Regions from separate parts of the Homo sapiens genome. Here region 1 is linked to region 2. The links are chromatin loops, found by intact Hi-C in ENCODE. Cell type or tissue: heart left ventricle. All regions are shown on one strand. Links, peaks and the distances in the headings refer to the core of each region. The heading gives the core; the rest is flanking DNA. Region 1 overlaps LOC102723321 (a long non-coding RNA gene). Region 2 overlaps LOC105371230 (a long non-coding RNA gene).

Evidence for each region. A loop is a pair of places that touch in the nucleus more often than their neighbours do. Peaks named below come from ENCODE experiments on the same cell type or tissue, not always from the same donor. Only the 100,000 strongest peaks of a DNase experiment are listed, where the experiment ranks them.
Region 1: it touches region 2 in a loop (2.3-fold over the local background); 4 of 110 quality-filtered maps call a loop at or near these places.

What each region holds. Positions count from the first base shown.
Region 1 is chr1:147,770,467-147,773,379 of GRCh38, reverse strand. The region is part of intron 1 of LOC102723321 (a long non-coding RNA gene); the gene reads right to left. It also overlaps a transcript of GJA5 not described here. Among named protein-coding and RNA genes, the nearest start is that of GJA5, 11 kb to the right of the region's middle. In heart left ventricle, for the core only: no CTCF peak of the experiment used is centred there; a DNase peak (open chromatin) is centred at 1,469; H3K4me3 peaks cover 2,414 bases; H3K27ac peaks cover 2,365 bases.
Region 2 is chr1:147,722,625-147,725,537 of GRCh38, reverse strand. All of the region lies in intron 2 of LOC105371230 (a long non-coding RNA gene), which reads left to right. The region is part of intron 1 of LOC102723321 (a long non-coding RNA gene); the gene reads right to left. Among named protein-coding and RNA genes, the nearest start is that of GJA5, 37 kb to the left of the region's middle. In heart left ventricle, for the core only: a CTCF peak has its summit at 1,450; a DNase peak (open chromatin) is centred at 1,447.

The DNA of each region.
Region 1 (2,913 bases), core at 175-2,674, 48 kb before region 2:
TTAAAAAGAGGGTGGAAGAGGAACAACTGACAGGCTCAAGAGCAAAAAGCGTGGGCAGTTGGAGAAGAAGCAGCCAGAGTGTGAAGAAGCCCACGGAAGGAAAGTCCAGGGAGGAGGAAAAGAAGCAGGTAAGAGTAGACTTGAATTTGAACAGCTAAAGCTACAAGTGGATATGAAGTAGCCAGAGGAAGGGAGCTTGGATTCTAGGCTGGATAAAAACAAAGCTCTTTCTTTCTACCTGTGAGTTTATTCCTTACCCCTCCCGCTATTTCCTGTGATAGTGAGGTATGGATATATTAAAAAGGAAGGTTTAGCGAAGCAGCAGATAAATTACTTCCTTGATTTAGAGGGAGATGAAGAATTGCGAGTGGAGGGCCCTTGGGGTTCCAGCCTACTTTTGTGGAGTTCAGTCCTCTGGGGGCATCTTAGAAGTGGGTCACCAGTCCATTCCCAAGAACTTTTCTTAGAGGGAATTGGCCCTTTAAAAATAAAACCAACACTGTTTTACGATGCTTCTGCTAGGCATGGAATCTTTTTCAAAATGCCTTTAGCAGCATCTAGGGGAGTGTTTTGCTTTTTTTTTTTTTTTTCTCCCTAAGGCATGTTGGATGGTTTAAAAATATTCCCTGCTTAGTTTCCTGCAGAGTATCATGTCCCCGCTGTGCAGTGGCCACATGTGAGAGATCCAGGCTGCCACTTGCAGCCGGAGGAAAGAGGCATGTGAAACCAGCGAGGAAGGCCAGGAAAGCACCCACTGAAGGTCTCCTTTCCACTTGTGGTGTGAAGTAGGAGGCCATGGGGTAGAAAGATTCTGTTAGTTTCTTCCTGGACCTTTCTTCTGAGCATGCAGTGAAAGAGCCCAAACTCAGGGGCTGGGAGGCCTTGTAGCAGACACATCCCCATGCTGGGCCTCGGTTTCCTCATCTATAAAATGGGGAATTTGAAGTAGAAGGTTCCCTCTGGTTCCATTCAGCAGTAACGGTGTGTAAGGCTGTGATTCCATAGGCTCAAAGGCAACTCAGAACCACTGAAAAAGGGAGGCGCAACACAAGAATTTCTCATCCTGCTCTGTTGCTCAGTTTTTTCCTTATTCTCCCTCGCAGTATTCCATTATAATAGAGGGATTCCTTGTTCTCACTCCCCAGCAAATCACTGGGGCTGCTGTTTCTGGAAAAAGGCTCTGGTGCAAAGAGGTCCAGCTGGCTGCGTGGGGAGGCAGGGCAGTGCAAAGAGCACCGAACAGGGAGTCAGAAGACCTGGAACCAGCAAAACTGAAGGAGAGAAGAGACCAAGGGGAGCGTGTGGAGGTGCAGCGCCTCTGACTGCCTGGTGCTGTGGCTCATGGCTGGGGACACCAGCTGGTATTTAGAGGCCTTCTAACCTGACTTTTACATCAGCAGGCCAAGCAGCCTCCATCCCCTCCACCCACTGTCCCCAGAGTCACAGCCAAGCCCAGCCCAGTCCTTGATTCACTGCTCTCTAGGGACAGCTCTGAACTTTCCACCTTCCTGCCAAGTTGCCCGGCGGCAGAGCTGTTTGGAGCCTGCTCCCCTGGCTGTCCCTCCAAGCCTTTTCCTCACTCAGCACCTGCCAGTGAGGAGTCCCAATGACCACAGTCTGCAGAGCAGAGAGTACCAGGAGGGGATTCTGTGGCTTCCAACCCAACACTCTCTGAGCATCCTTCACCCACACATGTGACGTTCACAGAGCCACAGCAGTCACAGAATCAGGCTGCCCTGCTTTGTCTCTGCCTTGGAACCCCAGAGGTGTGCTTGCTGGGCTCCTGAAGCTGGTCACTGTTCTTACATCTTAACTGCCTCACTCCTGTCCCCTCTCCTAGTACTGCCTAAGGTCTGAGAACATTAGAACTGAAAGAGGTCTCTTCCATTACCAGCCTCCTTCTTTGGCAAATAAGGAGAACAAGGACTAGAGAAGGGCATGACTCGTAGGAGACGACACAGTGAGTCAGGGCTGATTGAGTTGGGAGAGCACCCTGCCCTGCTCACTCATACCGAGGGCTCTTCTAATGTCCATCCCCCGGCTGGATTTTCCTAGCCTCCATCTCTCCCTGAGTCTCCCTGATTCTTCCACTTGAGTGTCTCTACAATTCCATTTTTTGGTATTGACTCCCACCTGCCCACCTGCTCTTCATCGTCTACACTGGCTGTTCGTGGGGCACAGGCAGTGGAGGGCACTGCCACAGTGCCGCCTGGTCTCTCAGGTACTGGCTGACCCCACCTCTTAGGACAGGGGACCTGTCTATGTGGATCAATCAGGACAGGAACTGGATGACCTGCCGTTTTCAGGGACAGGGAGACCCAAGGCCAAAGCTCTGCCCCCGTCCTAGGGAAGGACTCACTTACTGGGGATTCCAGTAGCTCTCTGTGTGAATGAACTCCCATAAGCACCAACCTGGGCTCAAGGGTTGAGCTGGACAAAGGGGAGAGATGACCATTTTCCTGGAAAGCTTCAGGGTTCCTGGAAAGGAAGCTGACTTCCTTACTATTGTTGGAAGCTGCTGGCTCCTGGTGATGCCAGCTTGATGCACTTTGAGAATAAATTGTTTCTGATATATTAGTAAATAATGGGCAAGTAAAATTTAGTATTCAACAGTCCACTGAGAGTCAGGAGGTCGCAGAATGAGAGGTATTGAAAAAATCACAGAGGGACCTTAGAGTTTATCTAATTGAGGGGTAGGGCCGAAGGAAGAACCTGGGCATTTGGAGTCACATTTGGCTAGGATTTTAGCTGTGTGATCTTGGGGAAATTATTTAATGTCTCTTACACTCAGTTTCTTCATCTGCCAAAGATGCTAATAAATATCTTCCTCATAAGGTTTTATGAGGATTAAATATTTTAAATGGCTATCAAATAGAAAGGCTTCCTACGACATATAATTCCAAGGAGGTATTG
Region 2 (2,913 bases), core at 183-2,682:
TTGCAGTGGAAGGGACTTGAGAAATCATCTAGTGAAATTCTTCCAGCCCAGAGACCTTAGATGCTCAGGTTTACACTAAAGGGCCAATGGCAGAGCCAGTGCTATTTTCAATATTTCAAAAAAGTCTAGTGGAAATCGTGCGTTTACTAGCAATTATACAAAAGCTTTTGAAAAGGCAGGCTTATTCACGTTTGCTTTAGTTAAGGTTTTGTCAATTCTGTGTTACAAAATTCCTTTCTCTTGCTGATTTAAGTCTTTGAGTAATAAAGGATGGAAAATGATCTATCTGTTGAGTATCTATACAAGGGAAAGGCAATCAGCACCTCATAGGGATAGCTGCACTCCCATATTAATTCACAAGAGCCAAGATATGGAAACAACTTAAGTGCTCATTGATGGATGAATGGATTTTTAAAATGGATATATATGTATATATGTATATGGATATATATGTATATATGTATATGGATATATATATATGTATATGGATATATATATGCACAGACACACACACACACACATGCACAATGGAGTATTATTCTGTCTTTAAAAAGAAGGTATTGCCATTTGTGACAATACGGATAAATGCGGAGGGCATTATGCTAAGTGAAATAGGACAGACATAGAAAAATACTGTATAACCTTACTTATATACAGAACCTAAAAAATATGTTAAGTTAAAAAAATAGAAACAGTAGATGAGTGGTTACCAGGAGTGGGGAGGGAGGAAATGGGGATAAGCAGGTCAAAGGGTAGGAATTTGCAGTTAGGTAGAATGACTAAGAGACCTAATGTACAGCATGAGGACTATAGTAATAATGCATTATTGTACTGTGTACTGAAAATTCACTGAGAGAGTAGATTTTAGGGGCTCTTACCACAAAAAAAGGATGGGGGTAACTATGGAGAGTGGTGGATGTATTAATTTGTTTGACTGTAATAATTATTTTACTATGTATATGTACATCAAAACATCATGTTGTTTACCTTAAATATATACAATAAAAATAAATTTTAAAAAATGGAAAAATAATTTATTAAATGGCAGGGTGTTTTGAGCTGATCAAATCTTTTCAAACATAAAGTCCATGCAAAGAGAAATAGTAAAAGAGTTCCATGGTAGAGAAAAGTTTGCAAACTACTGACCTCATCCAACCCTCTCACTTTACATCTAGGAAAGGAAACTGAGGTGGAGTGAGGTGCTGGGTCACCTGACGAGCTAGAGGCAGTCAGGGTGAGCCATATCCATATCTCTAGGCTCGTGCTCTTAGGGCTTCTGAAGAGCCCTAAGACATTCTGTTTCCTTCCCTGAACTTGTCTTTGGTTCCTGATCTTCCTAACATCCCTGGATGGCTCAGGGAACCAGAGCACACTGCACCTAGGAGGAAAGAGACTACTGCAGATCGCTAAGAGCAGGAAAAGCTGGAGACCAGCGACACCCACTGCCCAGACTGTGTGAGAACCTCAAGGGTCCCAGGGAAAGGACCTCAGAACTGGGGCTCAGGTGGACAATGTGGATGATTAAAGGAGATGGCTGAAGGAAAGCACACTGGACAGGAATAAAAGATAAAGACAGCTTCTGTTTCCTGGAGGCAGAGCCTTCCTTATCAAAGGGGCATTGGGAGTGTCAGGCACTTACTGCACTGGCTTGTGATGGCACATCACTGGCCCTGCAGGGCGGGGTGAGGAAGCAAGTGATTCGGTAGAGACCTAGGAAAGAAAAAGGGAAACAAAGGCAAAGGCACAGAAAAATTCCCGGTTGTGTAGGGGACAAACTTGCCTCTTGAGATTTCTCTGGTCACCTCTCCCATAGTACCTGATGCCTGCCTCTGTGACAAAACCTGATGTCAGCCTCTGTGGCTGAACCCACAGCTGGAGTCACCCAAAAGCAGGGGCAGAGGAGTTCCTGCAAGGGACTGCCCCAAATGATTCCAGGATGGGGCCAGTTGGGATTCCAAAGAAAGAAGTACTAAAATGTCAAGGTGATTAGTTAAAAGCATTTACTGTATCAGGTGAACTGTATTACAGAGGGGGGCTGGAGAGCATCCTCCCGAAGGACAATGAGACAAGGGATGTCCTACCTAGGTATGTCTGCAATGAGAAAGTCAGGGTATGGAGCTTATAAGAGGGTTTAAGGAGTTTGACTCGGGGCTGGGGCTAGTCTCTTTCAGGGTTTTGGGCAAAAATGCAAACACCTTTATCGGTGCCTGGAAATGTTCAAGGGCCCCACTTGGGTTCAAGCCTGCAGGAGAAAACATATATCTGGCTGGGAGAGTGGTGCAAGTGTTCTACGTTTCCCGGCAGGACCAGAGAAAAAGTGGGGGAAGTTGGAGGACCCTACAATAGTGTTTATTTTATTCCAGGTACTGGTTGAGGCACTTTGTATGTGTATTAACTCATTCTTTCCTCACAACAACCCTATGAGTAGCTACTACTATTATCCCTATTTTATAGATGGAGAAATGGAAACAGAGAGGTTAAGACTCTCGCCCAAAGCCATACAACTAATAAGTGGCAGAACTGGGATTCAGATCCAAGCAGGCTGGTTCAGTGCCATGCTTGTAACCACCATAGTGGTTCACACCTTCTACTGAAATGTACCTTTTTCCCCTCAGTCTCAGACTGTGGATTCTGAAAGGTCAGAAACTTAGATTTACTCATTGTATCTACTCTGCTTAGCTGAGTACCTGGCACATGGTATGTTCTCAACCAATGTATTCTCTTTCCCCTCAGATCCTCCATATTCCTAGGATTCTAGGAGCCCCCTGAACCCTCATAGATTTCATCCCATCATCCCCACTTCAATCCTTACCACCCAACAGGCTTGCTCTCTCATTAGCAGGGTCCCCTACTCAGAGTATTTTTTCTCTTTTCCCTTTCTCCCCTCTCCAAATCCTACGCGGCCTTCCATTT